Regions from separate parts of the Homo sapiens genome. Here regions 1 and 3 are each linked to region 2. A link is a loop called in an ENCODE intact Hi-C map of the cell type or tissue named here. Cell type or tissue: mammary epithelial cell. All regions are shown on one strand. Each heading gives the region's core, and the rest is flanking DNA. Links, peaks and the distances in the headings are about the cores only. Region 1 has its middle 120 kb from the start of NDUFV2. Region 2 has its middle 47 kb from the start of NDUFV2. Region 3 overlaps GACAT2 (gastric cancer associated transcript 2).

Evidence for each region. Hi-C counts contacts between places; a loop is a spot of excess contacts. Peaks named below come from ENCODE experiments on the same cell type or tissue, not always from the same donor. Only the 100,000 strongest peaks of a DNase experiment are listed, where the experiment ranks them.
Region 1: it touches region 2 in a loop (5-fold over the local background); 20 of 110 quality-filtered maps call a loop at or near these places.
Region 3: a loop joins it to region 2, with 7 times the contacts of the local background. A loop is called at or near these places in 23 of 110 quality-filtered maps.

Annotation. Positions count from the first base shown.
Region 1 is chr18:8,979,738-8,986,457 of GRCh38, forward strand. No RefSeq gene overlaps it. Among named protein-coding and RNA genes, the nearest start is that of NDUFV2, 120 kb to the right of the region's middle. In mammary epithelial cell, for the core only: a CTCF peak has its summit at 2,912; a DNase peak (open chromatin) is centred at 3,304; H3K27ac peaks cover 2,420 bases.
Region 2 is chr18:9,052,004-9,058,723 of GRCh38, forward strand. No RefSeq gene overlaps it. Among named protein-coding and RNA genes, the nearest start is that of NDUFV2, 47 kb to the right of the region's middle. RefSeq lists a silencer at 3,467-3,576. In mammary epithelial cell, for the core only: a CTCF peak has its summit at 3,432 (motif pointing left); a DNase peak (open chromatin) is centred at 3,498; H3K27ac peaks cover 2,037 bases.
Region 3 is chr18:8,693,386-8,700,105 of GRCh38, forward strand. It overlaps GACAT2 (gastric cancer associated transcript 2), which reads right to left. Exons shown (of 2, transcript NR_120598.1): 2 at 2,471-2,736. Among named protein-coding and RNA genes, the nearest start is that of MTCL1, 8.8 kb to the right of the region's middle. In mammary epithelial cell, for the core only: a CTCF peak has its summit at 3,550 (motif pointing right); no DNase peak of the experiment used is centred there.

The DNA.
Region 1 (6,720 bases), core at 721-5,720, 72 kb before region 2:
TGACCTGAGTCACATAGTATGTGCTTGCAATTTCTGTTTCTTAGATTATAGAGGAACTCTCTTCTTCATTGTTCTTGTTCTGTAAATGACTAAGAGAGAACAGAGACCAGACCTCCCCTGCTTCTAATCACTGTTCTTCATTATAGATTAACTGCCACCTTTATTATCTTGTACCCAACTCAGACCAAGTGGTGCAAAAGACCCCTGACTATTACATCTGCACTGTGGAATGTTAAATATACCTTTCCCAAAAAGAAAAAAAAATTACCTTGCCAAATCGGATTATTGTAACTATGCAATAAGCCTTACATAGAAAGATAGTGAAATTCTATTAAGCTTCCCTAAACTTTGACCATATAAATGATCCCAAACTTCTATACTTTGGAACACTCACTCCCATTCTTTGGAATCTGTGCTTCATGAGTGGCTGTCCTCAAACTCTGTGCTCAAAACTAGATTCTGACCCTTTTGATTATTTTAGGTTATTTTTACTTATTTTATCTAAGTTGGTGCTAAAGTGCAAAATCTTACCTTGGCTACTTTTGTTTATTCATTTAACAAATGTTTGTTCAGTGCCTACTGTGTGTGTAATCTATGCCTTTGAGATACCCCAGTGAGCCGACAAAAATCCCTGCCCCTGTAGAGCAGGTGGATTCTCGCTGGGGAACATGGAAGAGGCAGAGAGACTGACTGCATGCAATAAACTAATCAACAAGGAAGTTAAAGAAGAAAGGAGACGTGATCAATGCTACTCAGAAAAGAAGAGGATCACCTGAAGGGAATTAGAAGTTCAGGGTGGGACAGTTGGAATTTTCAATTCTGGAGTCATCTCGAGCACGATACTTAACCTCACTAGGCCTCCTTTCCTTTTCCATAATAGGAAATGAATACCCGCCTCAGGGCCACAGCCATAATGGGACAAAGTGCTCAGTACAGCACCTGATTCAGATGAACACCCACAGAGTCACCACCGTCACTGTTACTCACCCGAGTTTTGTCCATTGGACCACTGTACACAGAGAAAAAGAAAGTTGGTAATTGTGTGGTTTACGGAGTTTAAACAACCTCTTCCACCAGAGCCACTGAGCCTAAATCTACTTTAACAAGGAGCAAAGGATATTTTGATCCACAGCAAGAGAAAAGGTTTTCAAAGCAAATACCCTTGAGATAGAAAACAAAGATTCCACTCCAGTTCATTTACTTGCAACAACAGCGGTTGGAGGAGGGTAAAACCAGGCTGAGAAGAAGAAAGAGCACAGGAGGCCCCAGGGCAAGAGGAGGAGGTGAATCCCAGCAGGGGATGGAAAGATGGGAAGAAAAGGCCAAACCATTCGCTGGCTTTCTGACTTTATTTCCAAATGCCCTGCCGGAGATGTGCTCATTAATGGTTTGTTTGAACAGGCCACGTCTACCCAATGGACCCAGACTAAAAGGAACAGGACAGAACTGAGGGAACCTCAGTTAAGGTCAAGTGCCTGCTTAGTCTCATGGACTGTACAGAGAGTAGGAGAAACAGCTTGCCTTGGAGACAGCCTAGGAGCAGAAATAATAAGGAACTAATCATCCATGCTTCGTCGGCAGTAGTAGAAAGCAAACAATTCATCAGTGGCCCCAACTATCTCTTGCCCAGACCAGTTTATGCCTTACAGAACCCCCTCATACCCCCATCAATTCAGGCTAGCATTACTTTGTTTTTGTTTTTTGAGACAGAGTCTCACTCTGTCACCCAGACTGGAGTGCAGTTGGTGCGATTCGGCTCACTGTAACCTCTGCCACCCGGGTTCAAGCGATTCTTGTGCCTCAGCCTCTCGAGTAGCTGGGATTACAGGCATGCACCGCCACACCTGGTTAATTTTTGTATTTGTAGTAGAGACGGGGTTTCACCATGTTAGCCAGGGTGGTCTCGAACCCCTGGCCTCAAGTGATCCGCCTGCCTCAGCCTCCAAAAGTGCTGGGATTACAGGCGTGAGCCACCGCACCCAGGCAGGCTAGCATTGATTTTTGTTCCAATAGCTACTTAGGCTCACTGTTAATGTGGCTTTTGTTGCTTTTTACTGGCTGTTTGCTTCTCATAAGTACCATAGAGGACTTTCTATGTGCTTGTATAATAAATCTTATAAATCCAGTCTAAAAAAATTATGTTTTTTATAGTTTGCCTTGGTAATTCCTAGGCCTGGGAGGGGGACCAGATATATCAGGTGCCCCATGAGAAACCTCTCCTGGGGCAGTACCAGGTACTAGGGAACATGATAAACAGATGCAGACTCAAAGGGTAGCTTCCCTTGTCTGTACAGTAGCTTAATGATGAAGGTGGCTGAGTGGCAGTTCTACCTGGTTCCAGGAACCTCCTCAGCTAGACTTGTTTTTGTTTCTGTTTTGAGACAGAGTCTCATTCTGTCGTCCAGACTGTAGTGCAGTGGTGTGATCTCAGCCCACTGCAACTACCATCTCCTGGGTTCAAACGATTCTCCTGCCTCAGCCTCCTGAGTAGCTGGGATTACAGGTGCCCACCAGCAAACCTGGCTAATTTTTGTATTTTTAGTAGAGACGGGGTTTCGCCATGTTGGTCAGGCTGGTCTCGAACTCCTGATCTCAAGTAATCCACTTACCTTGACTTCCCAAAGTGCTGGATTACAGGCATGAGCCACTGCGCCCGGCCTCAGCTAGATCTTTAAGGCAACGGTTCCCCACCTTTTCAAGTATGAGATGCCATTGTAACATTAGAAAACTTCATAGGTCTCATTAACAGTGCCTGTATCATTCATTTTAAAAATCCTTATTGTCAAGTGACATTTTTTTTTCTTTTGAGTCAGAGTCTCACTCTGTTGCCCAGGCCGGAGTGTACTGATGTGATCGACAAGTGACATTTTAAAATGAATGTTGTGTTTTACAGATGGCAACAGCGCCCTCACATGCTATGTACAATTCAGCCTACGGACGTACTTGGTGGCATTTCAGCGTGATGAGCCTTACAGGGGTTTTCAGACACAGACTTTACTAAGAACAACATGTGGATGGTTTTAAAAGAACTATTGGAATGAGCAGACTACAATTTTCCAACAGTTACTTTCAACACAAATGCATGTGGAAAGCTGAAATCATATGCATCTGTGGTTAGATTCTGGCCTTAACCCTGTGCTGACCTTGAGCTTCCCCGTAATTGTTGGGCTCTTTCTTTGCCTCCAGGCTGAACCATCTGCTGCTTTCTCCCACTACCAGGAACGAAGGGACCTAAGCTCCAATGTGCTCATCCTGGAACACCCAGGCACTTTGCATTTCTCAAAGTTCAGTTCCCCAAGCGCAAGTTTTCTGCTCTGCTGGACAGAACGGCAGCATTTCAATCATTCTCAGGCTTGCTCTGCTCCTGTTCCTACTTGTCCAGGTCCATAAACCCAGGACTCACAGGAAGGGCCCTTCCCCTGGGAGCCGCGTTCAGAGGACAGTGCCTATGGCAGGAGGGAGTGGTCTATGAGCCCCTGGGGCTGGAAGATTCCCCTCCATTCTTCAGTGGCATTTCCCTTGGCACTTGTTTCCTGCTCTCACTACAGACACCTGAACCCTGAAGCTTAACCCCACCTTGAAGCTAGGGCATGGTTACCTAACGTAGGCCTCCCTCCTGTGAAGGCAGGTCTGAGAGGCCATCTGCAGAGAGGCAGGGTTATTCCTGAGGGGTGGGGAGACCATTGCAGAGACTCCAGCTGCTGCCTGACAGTTTCTGAGATGCCTGCCAAGGAAAAAGGAGAATTCTGGTTAGAAGGGAGCTAAAAACTCTGGGGAAGTATTTCAATATCTAATTGAGAGAGAGGCTGAGATGGCAGCTAGGACCACTGTGGAGACAATCTCAGACAATCTCAAGGAGCTTCAACCAAAGCAACCAATGACAGGGGGAGTTCAGATTTCTCTCTTAAATTCTGCAAGGGAGGCCAGTGTGGTGTCTCACACCTGTAATCCCAACACTTTGAGAGGCCAAGGCAGGAGGATCACTTGAGGCCAGGAGTTTAAGACCAGCCTGGGCAATGTAGCAAGTCCCTGTCTCTACAAAAAAAAAAAATTTAGCCAGCGTGGTGGCAAACACCTGTAGTCCCAGCTATTTGGGAGGCTGAGGCAGGAGGATCACTTGAGCCCAAGAGTTCTAGGCTGCAGTGAGCTATGTTCACACCACTGCACTTCAGCCGGGGTGACAGAGCAAGATCTTCTCTCTAAAAAATAAAATAAAAAATAAAAACAAAGCTGCAAGGGGAAGGGGAAGAAGCAGATACTGAGACTTCTCCCAACAAGAGGATAAGCCCCAAAGAAAGACATTTTCTTGAAGGCAAAGTTCAGCTCCTTCATCACGCATCTTTAGTGCTGTGAGCTTTTGTGCTGTTGGCCCTTAGGACCAAGGAGGCAACATGAGTCCAGATCCAGTAGAGCTACTAGTGATGGGCCTGAAGGGAGGGGAGTCTAGACCTGTCCTCCTTATTATTATAAAATTTTAGCCTAATCAGCTTCTGGGAAGCAGTCTAATTAAAAGTGGAAAGAAGCTGAAAGTGGCAGCTAGTCAGCTCCGTGTACAAATCCCAACTCCATGTCTTCTTAGTTGTTGGACCAGCCCAGGCAAGCCCCTGAATCTCCTTATGTCTCAATTTCCTCATCTGTAAAAATACTAGTCACAGCAGACCTCCTTTATAGGGTCGTTGTGGCCCAAGGGCTTGCAATAAATTTGGTATCTAATTTTGGAGTGATTTGGGGCTGCAGTTTAACAAGATTGATTCCAAATGTAGCACAAAGTCGGCTCTCAATCAACATTAATGGAATGAATTACTCTCAATAATAAATACTTCAAGAGAGGTAGCTGGAAAAAAATGTTCATGACTGATAAATTGTGTGCAGGGTGAGTTTTACAAGGGAATGCTGATACTTTATGAGTTGAGATGGCACTGAGTCTTAAATAGAGAAAACATTTCGGAAGAGAAATAAATACAATTGGCTTTCCAGAACTGCATTCCACATCTGTAGATTCAACCAACGGTGCATCAAAAATATTCTAAAAAAATAGATGGTTGTGATATATAGACTTTTTTCCTTATCGTTTTCCCCTAAACAATACAACAACTTTTTTTTTTTTTTTTTTTTTTTTTTGAGACGGAGTCTCGCTCTGTCACCCAGGCTGGAGTGCAGTAGCATGATCTCGGCTCACTGCAAGCTCCACCTCCCGGGTACACGCCATTCTCCTGCCTCAGCCACCTGAGTAGCTGGGACTACAGGCGCCCGCCACCATGCCCGGCTAATTTTTTGTATTTTTTTTTTAGTAGAGACGGGGTTTCACCGTGTTAGCCAGGATGGTCTCGATCTCCTGACCTCGTGATCCACCCGCCTCAGCCTCCCAAAGTGGTGGGATTACAGGCATGAGCCACCGTGCCCGGCCTACAACTATTTACATAGCATTTACATTGTATTTGGTATTGTAAGTAATCTAGAGATGATTTTGATTTAAGTACACTAAAGAATTGTATAGGTTACAGGCAAATACTGTGCTATTTTACATAGGGATTTTGTTATCCTCAGGCACCCTGGAACCAATCCCCCACAGATACCAGGGGACAACTGTATATGGTTCTGCAGAAGTGGCCTTGACATCAAGATACCTAAATTCTAATCCTGATTCTGCTATTAATTTGTTTTGTGGCATCAAACAAGCTGACTTCAGACTCACTGTTTTTTCATTTGAAAAGCGAAGTTAGGCCAGATTATATCCAAGGTTCATTTCTATTCAGACAGTGGATAATTCTGTAACAGTCTCTGGAACTTCTGCAAGAGATGCTACTTGTAAAGCAAGGCAAAAGTGGTTTTAAGGGGGAAAAAAAAGATCTACGTCTATTACAATACATGCCTCATTTTTACCAGGATAAAAACCACTACAAACATCATCCTCATCATTACTATTTACCTACTGTTGACTGTGTGCTAGACTCCACACTAGAGCATGTTAGACATATGATCTCATTCAGTCCTCTCAACAATTCTCAGCATTTCACAAGATTCATTCTGAAAAGAAAAGATTTGGCCATGTGCGGTAGCTCACACCTGTAATCCCAGCACTTTGGGAGACCAAAATGGGAGGATTGCTTGAGCCCAGGAGTTCAAGACCAGCCTGAGCAACATGGAGAAACCTCGTCTCTACTGAAAATACATAAATTAGCCAGGCATGGCAGTGCATGCTGTGGTCCCAGCTACTCGGGAAGCTGAGATGGGAGGATCACTTGAGCCAGGGAGGTAAAGGCTGCAGTGAGCCATGATCACGCCACTGCACTCCAGCCTGGGCGACAGTGCAAGACTCTGTCTCGAGAAAGAAAAAAAAGGAAGAAATTTACATTCCCTCTAAAAAAGGAATTGGATCATTATGGACTGCGTGACTTAAAGCTACCATTTATTAGTAGTCTTCTACGTGCCAGGTACTTTACATACTTTTTTCCTAATCTTCAAACAACTCTGCAAAGTAGGCAGTACAGGTCCTGTCTTAGCCTTCTATTGCTATGTAACAAATCATCACAAACCTGGTGGCTTAAAACAGGACCCGTTTATTATCTCACGGTTTCCATGGGTCAAGGAGTCCAGCATGGCTCAGCTGGGTCCCTTGCTCAGTGTCTCTTAAGGCTGAGACACCAGCAAGGTGTCAGCTGGGCTGTAATCTCATCTCATCTCATGTCACTGAAGTCTTCGTCCAAGCCCACTAGTGGC
Region 2 (6,720 bases), core at 851-5,850:
AAGGCATGATTGGTTTTCAGATGTGAGGACATGAGATTTGGGAGGGGCCAGGGATGGAATGATATGGTATGGCTGTGTCCCCACCCAAATATCTTGAATTGTAGCTCCCATAATTCCCACATGTTGTGGGAGGGACCCAGTGGGAGAGAATTGAATCATGAGGGCAATTCCCCCCATACTGTTCTCGTGGTAGTGAGTAAGTCTCACAATATCTGATTTTTTTTTTGAGATGGAGTTTTGCTCTCGTTAAATATGAATATTTAGACCTGCTATATAATATGTAAACCAGGCTATATGAATATTTAGACCTACTATATAAATATTAAAACCTACTTAAGTGCCTAAGTGTCAAATTTAAATATGAATTGCAAATTTCACAACTCTGGTGTCTATTGGCTCTTAAAACCACCCAAGCTACCTATTGTGGGGAAAACTATTCTATAAGATGGGTGATGAGGTTTTAAAAGTGGTTTACTAACTTCTTAACCATAAAAACAATGGGAGGAAAGACTGAGAAAATAACTCAGTACATTTGACTAAGTAACATTTTTCAATTTTTTTAATGCTAAAAGGCAAATGGCAGGCTAGGATGATTTTACAGTGGAATAGGAAGTCCAGCAAACACTTTGGAAAGTGTAAGACAGGAGGTTGACAACAAGGGGAAGCACAGCAGTAGGGGCTGGGAGAAGGAGGGACTGGAAGACCAGGAAAATTGGGATTTTGGATGGCAGTGGCAGAATATGGTGAAACATGGTGGGCTTCATATCCACAAGTTAGTAATAAAAGGGGTAGAGCGATGACCTGTGACTATGCAAACTAGGGCCCCAGTGAATGTTTTGGGTCTAAATGACCTTGAAAGTCTACCACCTTCACTAGCTTTAGCTCAGGGTTGGGAATGGAATATGGAACAATGCCATATTATCTTATACCTGAGAAGCTCATTCCCTGGCTGTAAGGGAAGGAGAATTCATTCACTCTGAAAGCCTTCACCTTTTAATGGAACTAATAACTGCCATGGCAAAATGGAGAGCTGAGGCTTCTGAAGAATACTAAATGTCCCTACAATGTCTTAATGAACAAAGAGAAATATCCACGGTAACTCACAGCCACAGGATGGAAGATCTCCTAGTACTGGGATTCCCAACAGTTCTGACATAATTCTTTGCTGCCCTCACCATTTTTAGATACATTCTTGTTTGTCCACTCCCCCTTTTTCTCTGCTGAGTTAACATCTCAACAGTAAAGGTCCCTCATATTCTCCAAACATCAGGAGAAAAAAACATCCTTTCAATGTACTTTTCCTCTTCTTTTTCAGCAGGGAAACTGGTGCTATAGCTGCCCAACAGGTTCTTCTCACTTGCTGCCCAGATAAAACCAATGTATCAAGACAAGGGAATTGCAATAGAGAAAGGGTTCAAGATACATAGGGCCAGCTAAACAGGAGAGCAGAATTTTATTATTATTCAAATCAGCCTCTCCAAACATTCAGAGGCTAGGGTTTTTTCAAGATAGTTTGGTGGGCAGGGGGCTAGGGAATGGGTGCTGCTGATGGTTGGGGATGCAATCATAGGGATGTGGAAAATGGTCCTCATGCCCTGAGTCTGCTTCTGGGTGGGGGCCACAGGACCCATTGAGTCATAAGTCCAAATGGAGTCATCTTGGTCATCAGAAAAGCTAAAGTCTGAAAAGATATCTCCAAAGGCCAATATTAGGTTCTACAATAGTAGAGGTTATTTATAGGAGTAATTGGAGAAGTTACAAATCTTGTGACCACCAGAACAATGACTGGTTATTCTTTAACTATACCTACATCTTTGCAGAACTCAGATTCTTCTCATAACCCTAACCTTGTGGCCTTTCATTAGTTTTACTAAGGCAGTTTAATTTGGGGAGGGATATTATCATCCTTGCTTTAAGGATAGATTTCTCCCAAAGTTAGCTTGGCCCACACCCAGGAATGGAGGTTACAGGCAAGATGGAGTTGGTTAAGTCAGATCTCTTTCACTGCCATAGTATTCTCACTATTATAACTTTTGCAAAGGTGGTTTCAGAGATGTGCAATGGCATAATGGTTATGAACCCAGACTCCAGAGGCAGTCTGCTTGGATTTGAATCCTAGGATTTTCATCTAGCTGTGTGACCTCAGACAAGTGACTTAACGGCTCTGTGACTCCAAGTCTCCTGCTGTAAAATAGGGATGATAGCATCTTTTCTTGGTGATGCTGCGAGGAAAAGGAGTTAATATGTGTAAAGACATTTAGAAAGGCCCTGGCACACAGTAAATGTTAGTTACTGCTATAGAAGTTGCTGAATGAATGATTTCAACAATAGTCCATGTGGAACATGTAAACCAATTAAATATTTGTTCCTAAAGGAACAGAATATTTATAGACATATAGCCTATTTATTTTCTTCTATTGAGCAGCTGACAGTAATAGTGGATGTACATGTTTGTCTTCTTAATAGGAAAGAAGTAGGCTTAGGTTGACTGAGTGCCTACTGTTTGCTAGGCACAGTATAGATATCTTTTCACCTTATTCTCAAAACAAGCCTGAGAATTAGATATTTTATCCTCGTTTTTCTTAGGCAGAAACTTGCCCAAAGTTGCACATCTCGCTCCAAATCACAGTGCCTAGCAAGGTCTAGGCAGGAATTCAAGCCCATCTGACTACAACATACAATGTGTCAACACAGATGTCCACAACTTTGCTTTGTATGTAGCCACCTGAAAGAGAATGAATTAGAATAATTATTTTTGAGGGAGTTCAGTGCCATCAGGTGCCAAATTATTTATTTGCAATGCCAAATTGTATGGTTTTCTATTTAAACAGAGCTTTGGTCTAGGTGTAACTGTAATATTCTAGATAGAATATTACTTGTCTAGTGGCCTATCTCACAAGAAAATAAATAAATAAAATAAAAATATTGCTGGAATTTGAAGGATAAATCAATATAGATGCCTCAGAAAAGATGGGGTAGGGTGAGTGGAGTAATAATTTTGGGAAATGTAATGACCAGAAAATAAACTATCACTATTGCTGCATTTTGCTTTTGTCCAATATTCTCTTGGCATGTATGGACATGAACTACCATTCAGTGAAACTGACATGTTCTCTCTCCTTTGAGAAGGATCATGGAGGTTTCTGGTGCCATCGTTTTAAATGTTCCAAATAGAAGCAAACATCTACTGTTAGAAAAGTAAACCAAGTGAAGAAAAGAAAAGAAAATGACTTGCATTCTTTTGCATAGATATGGCTATATCAAGTAATTAGGGTTGTACTAAAGAGGTTGGGAATATATTTTATTTATTTGCTTATGTGACTTTTACTCATTATTTTCATTTTGTGGTGAGTAAAGGGAAAAATGTAGTAAGAACAAAATGACCTTTCCATTTTGTCCTAAAACCAAACAGGAAGAGGGAGTACTGCCATCTTTTGGTTACACAATATAATAATTTTAAATCGTTACACTTAACAACAGCCAGATGAATGCCAATATTAGTCATCACCAAATGAACAGAAACACTGACTTACCTGGCATGAGTTAGTTCCTTAGACTATTTCTTCATAATAGCTTTCTTCTGCAAAGTAATCACAGAGACTCCAAAATCTCATTTTTCTTTCAATTGTAGACAGAAAGAGAAAGTACTGGTGGGCTAAGTAGATTATCTTAAAGAGCACTGACAGTTCTAATATTTGTATTTAATGATTCTAAAGCATTCAGAGTAAACAAAGATAAAAGAGAACTTTTAATTACTAAAGTCAATTTCACAATTGCCCCAGGGGTGAAGAACTTGAGTGCAAGGCTGAACTTCCTTAGACCAAGGAAACACTATGGCAAAGCCTGCCAGGTATCCACTACAGGGCTTCATCTACACCAAGCAAGACAAAAAGTACAGCAAAAACACAATTGGAGCATTCCTGGAATGTTCTTTCTTTTTCTTTTCTTTTTTTTTTTTTTTTTCTTGTGAGAACAGAGTCTTGCTGTGTCACCTAGACTGGAGTGCGGTGGCACAATCTCAGCTCACTGCAACCTCCCCTTCCTGGGATCAAGCAATTCTCCTGCCTCAGCCTCCTGAGTAGCTGGGTGTACAGTCACCCGCCACCACGCCCGGCTAATTTTCGTATTTTTGGTAGAGATAGGGTTTTGCCATGTTGGCCAGGCTGGTCTCGAACTCCTGACCTCAGGTCATCTGCCCGCCTCGGCCTCTCAAAGTGCTGGGATTACAGGCGTGAGCCTCTGCGCCCGGCTGATTTTTTTTTAAGGAAATATGGTACTACAATAGAAGGAAACTAAAGAAGTTTATCAGAGTGTACTATAGAGGGCCGCCTCTCAGTGAGCTGAGTTGGCTGCAGGGAGGCCATAGACACTGTTGTTACAAGACACGTTTTATTAACAGCCATCCTGAAGAAAAGACTTTGAATAGGTTGAGGGTATATATTTTAAAGAGGAAACATTAATTTGAAAAGGAGAAGAATCTGGAAAGGAAATATAATCCCCTCAAATCCTGTCTAGATCCAGAGAAGCAGCTATCCAAATGAGGTTTTTTTAAGGCTCATCAGGGTGGCAGAAAATAGAATATAAAGCCCCGAAGGGGATCTTAAGATATTTGGAATAAAAGGGAAATATGGAAGTGTCATGGCAGTTGAGTGAAAGGAAGTGAACTGAACTTGACATTTATTTGGATAATATCACTTTTCTATATGCGCAGTACTGATATGTTTTTAAAAATAAAAGCACGAAATTTTTGTTATTTGTTATTCTTATTAAGAAGATAAATAAGTAAACATTTTCATAGGGTACCAGAGAGGAGAGCGGGCGAAGGGAGGACCTGGTTTCTAGTCGTAGGTCTCCACTGACTAGCAGGCTGCCCTTATGCCACTTAGACTCCCTGAGTCTTGGTTTCCTCATCTACAAAGTAAGTTCGCTGGATGCCACCATAGCTTCTCAAGCTGAGTTCTGAGGACTCCTCCCCATCTATGAATTATTTTCAGAAGCTGATAGGTTCTCTGCTTTGAGAAGTATCAGACTCAGTCATTTCTAATGGCTTTGCTAGCTCGAAAATTCTAAGATATAAGATATATTTTTCTTCTCTAATTCCCTCAGGACCCAGAAGAGGAAGAAAAGTCAGCATACTTATTTTTTTCTTGTTTTCCTTCTCCCTGACATGCAATTATTCTATTGTTCTGAATTTCTAGAGCAGTGCTTTCCCACAGAAATACATTTAACTTAAAATTTTCCAGGCCAGGCGCAGTGGCTCATGCCTGTAACCCCAGCACTTTGGGAGGCCAGGGCAGGGGGATCACTCGAGGTCAGGAGTTCAAGACCAGCCTGGCCAACATGGCGAAACCCTGTCTCCACTAAAAATACAAAACTTAGCCAGCCGTGAGGGTGAGCATCTGTAGTCCCAGCTACTCAGGAAGCCAAGGCAGGAGAATCGCTCAAATCCAGGAGGTGGAGGTTGCAATGAACTGAGATTGTGCCACTGCACTCCTGGGCAACAGAGTGAGACTGTCCCCCCAAAAAAATAAAAAATTATAGTAGCCACAGTTTTAAAAGCAAAAAGACATGGGTGAAGCTCATTTTAATTATATATTTTATTTAGCCAAATATATCCAAAATATTCTGATTTCAACATGTAATCAATGTAAAAATTAATGAGATGGTTTATATATATTTTTTGTACTAAGTCTTAGAAATCCAAAATGTATTTTACATTTACAACACATTCCAATTCAAAGTAGCCATATTTCAGGTTCCATAGTCACATTATAGCACCAGACCCATCTGATTCATCTTTTATGTAACAAAGTTGTGGGTTGTTTTTCAGTTGCCCTGGACCCTTGGGTCACGTGACCTGGGCATGCCCAGATGAACCAAGAATCACAGGGGGAACCTAAGTGCTCAGGCTGAGGGCAGGGGACTGGATTAAGAAGTGGACACCACATGGCAGGATCCAGGATCCAATCAGATCTAGCTGTGGCGTCACCCCATGGCAGGATCCAGGATCCAATCAAATCTAGCTGTGGCGTTACCCCATGGCAGGATCCAGGATCCAATCAGATCTAGCTGTGGCGTCACCCCATGGCAGGATCCAGTGAGATCATGCCTCATTACCCTTTGCTTATAAAAACTAGATCCAGCTCCCAGTCCCGGGAGGTACTGCTTTGGGACCAGGTGTTCTTATCTGTTGCAAGTAAGAAAATCCCCTTGTTAACAATCCTCTTTGGTTCTGGTCATTGGACTGTCATTCACCAAGCTACCAAACCCACCCATTGTATGGGAAACAACACATGGCTGATGTGGGAAGTTCCTATGTCCTGTAGTGGACAGCACAGTGACAACCCTATAGTTGGAGAGCTGATACGTGGCTGTTCGGGTACCCTGAAAAATAGGCCTGTTTGGTTACCCAGTATCACAACCTAGGGATGGTCTGGAATGCATAGAAAAAGCTCAGGACCTAGAGGAAACATTTCTCTACTCAAAAACCTGCAGTGTACATGCCTCCTTCTCAGACCATCAGTCCCTCCCTTCCAGAACACATGATAATCGGTATTTCTTTCTTTCTTTTTTTTTTCCAGCCCTAATGCTGCTTCTCAGCAACAAAGCTGGAAGTGTTTTTCTCAACAGACCATTCCCCGGAGAAGAATGTAATTATATCTCTGTCTTTGGACTCAGGCAGATAATGATTACCCACAAAAATCCCTGCTGTAGAAACAA
Region 3 (6,720 bases), core at 583-5,582, 360 kb before region 2:
AGATCCTGTGAGATATATTATATATACACATATGTATTATATCATATATATTATATTTTATATGTTATTATATATATATAATTTTTTCTTTATTTACAGGCATACCTCATTTTATTGTGCTTTGTTTTATCGCACTTTGTAGATATTGTGTTTTTTACAAATTGAGGCTTTGTGGCAACCCAGCATCGAGTGCGTCTACTGGCACTACTTTTCCAACAGCATGTGTCACTGTGTCCCATTGTGGTAATTCTCACAATACTTCACAATTTATCCTGACTATTATGACCATTATCTGTCATGGTGATCTTTGATCAGTGATCTTTGATATTACTATTGTCATTGTTTTGGGGTGCACTCATATGAGATGACAGACTTAATTGATCAATGTTGTGTGTGTTCTGACTGCTCTGTGGGCAATATTTAAAGGAGGGAATACAAAATTTACTTATTCCAAATCCACAGTATTGAAAAACACAAAACCATGGCTAACACTCAACATTCTACCCCAATAAGGTCATCAGGAATATGTAGAACTAACTGGGATATTGTGAAACATGTATTTGGTTTTCCTCCCCCTCTCCTGGTATATAGCTCCTAAAATCCTTGGACTCTTCAAAGTGATAAATGCCTTTCTGTAGCTTCAGGATGGGGGCTGTCACTGGAAAAACCAAGACAGGATTATGGAGTTGGGACTTTCAACCCCACCTCCCAATCTCCGGGGAGCGGGGAAGGGCTGAAGGTTAAGTTGATCAGCAATGGCCAATGGTTTAATCACTCATGCCTACTTAATGAAGCCTCCATAAAAACCCAAAAGGACTGGGTTCAGGGAGCTTCTGGATCGCTGAACTCGTGGAGGTTCCTGGAGGCTGGTATGCCCATGGAAGCTCCATGTCGCTTTCCCCATACTTCACCCTATGCATCTTTTCTTCTGTGTCCTTTATAATATCCTTTATAACAGTAAACATGTTTCCCTGGGTTCTGTGAGCTGCTCCAGCAAATCAATCAAACCCAAGAACAGGGTCATGGGAATTCTGATTCATAGCCAGATTGGAAGCACAGGTCACAGCCTGGGGCTTTTGATGAGCATCAGAAGTATGGTGGGTGGCCTTATGGGGCTGGGGCCTCAACCTCTGTAATCTGAGGCCATCTCTAGGTGGACAGTGTCAGAATTGAATTGAACTAGAGGACACCCAGCTGATGTCCACTGCAGAATTAATTGCTTGTTTGCTGGGGAAAAATCCCTGCACATTTGGCATCAGAATTGTGTTGTGAGGGTAGAGTGGGAGGCAACTGAGTTTGCTTTTTTGGCTCACCAACATCTGTTATATTAATTCCATCATATTAACCTTCCTAATTATGCTATTCTATTAAGATTAGTTAACATCCTTTGAGTATATTTTGTCTGAGAATGAACAGAGGTGATGATATGGTTTAGATGTTTCGTCCCCTCCAAATGTCACATTAAATGGTGACCTCCAGTGTTGGAAGTGGGCCTGGGGGGGGGTGTTTGGATCATGGGGGGGGATTCTTCATGCGTGGCTTAGCACCATTCCCTCAGTGATGAGTGAGTTCTCGCTCTGAGTTCACACGAGATCTGGTTATTTAGAAGTGTGTGGCACCTCCCCCAACTCTTGTTCCCACGCTCACCACGTGGCGCCTGCTCCCTGTCACCTTAAAGCGTTATTGGAAGCTCCCTGAGGCCCTCACCAGAAGCAGATGCCGGAGCCAGGCTGGCGTAGCCTGCAGAACCATAAGCCAATTAAACCTCTTATCTTTATAAATTACCCAGCCTCAGGTTATTTCTTTATGGTGACACAAAAATGGCTGAACACAGGCGACCTAAAGTTTGTTGTGAATAATGCCATACTGAGAATTATTAGGTTGGTGCAAAAGCAATTGTGGTTTTTGCCATTAAAAGTAATGTAAAAAGGGTGGGGCACAGTGGCTCACGCCTGTAATCCCAGCACTTTGGGAGGCTGAGGGGGGGTGGATCACCTGAGGTCAGGAGTTTGAGACCAGCCTGGCCAACGTGGAGAAACCCTGTCTCTACTAAAAATACAAAAAATTAGCCAGGCATGGTGGCGCGCACCTGTAATCCCAGCTACTCAGGAGGCTGAGGCAGGAGAATCACTTGAACCTAGGGGGCGGAGGATGCAATGGGCCAATATCATGACACTGCACTCCAGCCCGGGCGACAAGAGCGAAACTCCATTTCAAAAAAAAAGTAATGTAAAAAGTAATAAAAATAACACTTTTAAGTCAACCTTACTCAGATTCATAAAGCTGGGAATAATATTAAAGCTTATTTAAATTCCACTCCTTAATTTTATAGACAAGGCCTCTAAGGCCCAGGAAGACTGAGCCTATTTTGTGCAAGGTCACTAAACAAATCATTGTGTCCAGGCATAGAACCCACATTGTTCTATCTCTTCATTGGTAAAGTATGCCTGACAATAATTTTACACAGGAATAATATTTAAAATGTTTATTTCATAAGCACTGTTATTTGCTGCTATGGAACCTTCTGTAAATCCATGGTTCTATTTTTGCTTTCCATGTAAACATACCCTTATTTTGTATGTAAAGATGAGCTTAGAGTTGGGCTGGAAAGCCAGACTTCCTTCCAGACAGCAGGAGGAAATGGGAACAGGCATCCTCTATTTCAAATCTCTACTTCTGTTTCGACAGGTAATAATGTTGCCAGATGCCAGGGGTTCGGGCCAGGTCCAGTTGTCACTGTAGAGAAAGCCAATCACTGAGATGATGAGTATTGCTGGGGAAGAAAGGCTTTAATGCAGGTGACATCAGCTGGGACATGGGAGACCAGTCTCAAATCTATCTCCCTAACTATCTAAAGTTAGGGGTTTATATAGCAGGGGGTTAGAGAGAGGTAAAGAAGAGGAATTGGTCAACAGGCAGCAGGTGCATCTCATGACTGGATGCCATCATCTGAAAAGTTTCAGTTCCCTGATACTATCTGGGAGCCCTGATGGTTGGTTTCCCGAGAAAGAAACTCAGACAAAACAAATATAAGTTCCTCAGGCTTCAGTTCTATGGGAAAATCAAGCCAGGTTCAGCAACTCTGTAGGTAGAGAAATCAGCAATGGTGAATTATGATAAGAGCAAACATGGTGAGATGTAGAATGTTCTCAATTAACCCATTAATTTCTCTTAAATTTTTTGGAAACACATGCTGCTGACCAGGAAAGGTAGAGAACTTTGATTAGTTTTCCTTACATAACAACGTATTTTTCCTGTGCAACAAGCTTAGAATCCCAGGATAATTTTTGAAAGTTTAGCAGTTATGTTTTAAGAGAAAAAGAGTTCAAATGTTCAATTTCAAGGCAATATGCCAAAAGGTTGCAAACATGTAGCAAACATGCCAAAAGGTTGTATAAGGGAATTCTGCCTCCTCTGATGAAAGAAGATTCTTAGAACCACCTGGAGGCTGTTTTAAATTATACATACACCCATCACCGTGGGGCTGACCATTCCATAATAGATTCTATTTTATCCCAGTGGGGAAGGGTGCCATCCCAAAAGCCACCACAAGGGGGCACCCTCCGGGACATCGCGGCTCTCTCGGGGCAGGAGCTGTCTCTTTCTCAACCCTGCCAGCCCCAGAGCCCCACCTGCTTTTTTTTTTTTTTTTTTTACAAATGCCATTTAATTTCTTTTTTTTTTTTGCTAGAACAGTTTTGCTTTTATTAAACTATTTAATAAGACATATTTTAAAAGTAAATCAAATTTGGCTATAAATACTTTATATTTAAAAATTAAAATTCTTGAATTATACCCTGTATTTTGCCTTTTTTTCTCATGTAACTATTTTAATGAGGTATCATTCACGTACCATAAAATTTAACTTTTTAAAAGATACAATTCAGTGTGTCTTAGTATATTCACAAAGTTATACAACTATCATCATTATGTAATTCCAGAACACTTTTCTCACCCCAAAAAGAAACCCTGTACCCATTAGCAGCAGTCACTCCCATTCCTCCTTCCCTCAGCCCTTGGCAACTACTAATCTACTTTCTGTCTTTATGGAATTGCTAATTCTGGACATTTTATACAAATGTAATCATGTACTATGTGGCCTTTTGTGGCTGGTTTCTTTCATTTAGTATAGTTTTCAAGGTCCATCCATATTGGATCATGTATCAGTACTTCATTGCTTTTTGTGGCTGGATAATATTTCATTTATTAATATACCACGTTTTGCTTATCCATTCATCTACTGATGGGCATGTGTATTGGAATACTACTATGAACATCTATGTACAAGTTTTTCTGTGTATATATCTTTTTTTTTTTTTTTTTGAGACGGAGTCTCGCTCCGTCGCCCAGGGTGGAGTGCAGTGGCGCAATCCCGGCTCACTGCAAGCTCCGCCCGCCAGGTTCACGCCATTCTCCTGCCTCAGCCTCCCAAGTAGCTGGGACCACAGGCGCCCCCCACCACGCCCGGCTAATTTTTCGTACTCTTAGTAGAGACGGGGTTCCACCGTATCAGCCAGGACGGCCTCGATCTTCTGACCCCGCGATCCACCCGCCTCGGCCTCCCAAAGTGCTGGGACCACAGGCCTGAGCCACCGCGCCCGGCCTGTATATATCTTTTTAATTGTCTTGGGTATACACCTAAGAGTAGAATTGCTGTGTCATATGGTAAATCTCTGAGGAATAGCCAACTTTCCAAAGTGTCTGCACCATTTTACATTCCCATCCACAGTGTATGAGGGTTCTAATTTTTCCACATACTTGCCAACATTTGTTATTGTTCATCTTTTTTTATTTTAGCCATCCTAATGGGTGTGACTTCTATTTGCATTTCTCTAATGACCAATGAAGTTGAGTACATTTTCATATGCTCATTGGTGATTTATATATCTTCTTTGAAGAAATGTCTATTCAAATCCTTTGAACATTTTAAAATTGTGTTACTTGTCTTTTTATTGCTGAGTTGCAAGGGTTCTTTATATATTCTGGACACCAGTTTTGTAGCCATTTAATTTCTTGAAATGAGAATCACTACTTGTGGTTGTCACTCCCCTAACCGTATATTTTTAAAAACTGATATACTTCTCTAATGGTAATACAAAAAAGAAATAATAAGAAACCAACTTATAACAAAATAATATCTATTTCAATATATAAAGCTTAGGTACATATATACTACAAAATATATAATGAAGTAGTCAGATGCTCTACATAGAAGCAACTGCTAAAACACGGACAAATACAGGTGGGTTCTATTCATGACTCCAGTCCCTTGAGTGGCACTCCCTCAATGCAATGATCAAAGATAAAAAATGCATTGAAAATCTCCAAATAAAATGCAGTCTTTATTTTATTTTTATTTTCTTTGTGTTGTTTTGAAACAGACTCTCCCTTTCTCACCCAGTGCAGTGGTGCGATCTCGGCTCACTGCAACCTCCACCTCCTGGGTTCAAGTGATTCTCCTGCCTCACCCTCCCGAGTAGCTGGAATTACAGGCATGTGCCACCACATCCGGCTAATTTGTTGTATTTTCAGTAGAGATGGGGTTTCGCTATGTTAGGCAGGCTGGTCTCAAACTCCTGACCTCAAATGATCCACTGCCCTCGGCCTCCCAAAGTGCTGGGATTATAGGCGTGAGCCACTGTGCCCAGCCCAGTCTTGATTTCTACTGTGGTTTCATTCCTAAAAAAAAATTCAGTTGATGGTAAAACAACCCTAAAAACATACTGCTTTAGTATACATATATCAAAACAACACGGTGTACTCTGTCAATGTAATTATGATAATTATGATTTGTCAATTAATAGTTATATTAACTTTTAAAAAATATTTTAAAAACTTAAAAAATACTGCTTTATATGTAAAAGTATTGTGTTTATGTGTAAAACATGTACTTCTAGCCTTAGATAATGATAAACAGATTTTTTTACCCACGTGAATGTTTCAGAGGACTCTTACTTGGAAGTCCTGTAGCAGGAGAGATGACTCTTTTTTTTTTTCTTTTTCTGAGATGGAGTCTCACTCCATCACCCAGGCTGGAGTACAGTGGCGAGATCTCAGCTCACTGCAACCTCTGCCTCCTCGGTTCAAGCGACTCTCCCACCTCAGCCTCCCGAGTAGCTGGAATTACGGGCACATGCCACCATGACAGGCTAATTTTTGTATTTTTAGTAGAGACAGGGTTTCATCATGTTGGCCAGGCTGGTCTCAAACTCCTGGACTCAAGTGATCCACCACCTCAGCCACGCAAAGTGCTAGGATTACAAGTGTGAGTCACCTCATCCCGCCTAGGACGACCCTTCTCTGGGCACACTGCAAGATATCTAGCCCCCCTGACTATTCCCCTTCCCTCACTTAAATGCCAGTAGTGCCCTCCAATCCAGTTGTTATGACAAGAGAAAACACCCCAATATACGTCTAGAATGCTCCCTGTGGGTGCTTCCACCCCCATGAAGAACCACTGGTCAGGAGGGAAAGGGCCTCCTTACACCTTCACCTCTCTACTTCCTCTGGTTCTCATGTCACAGGGAGACTCCCCTGTTCTCCCAGCAGACTCTAGAGCACACCTTAGGTTGGGACTCTCTAGTTCAGATTTAAGTGAGCAAATATCCATCACCCAGCATCTCACATGCATAGAGGTGGGTCATCCCGCACAGTATTGGAAGGAGTTTTGAACAGAAATAGGAAGAACGCACATGACAAGCCATGTGACACTTGGACCTG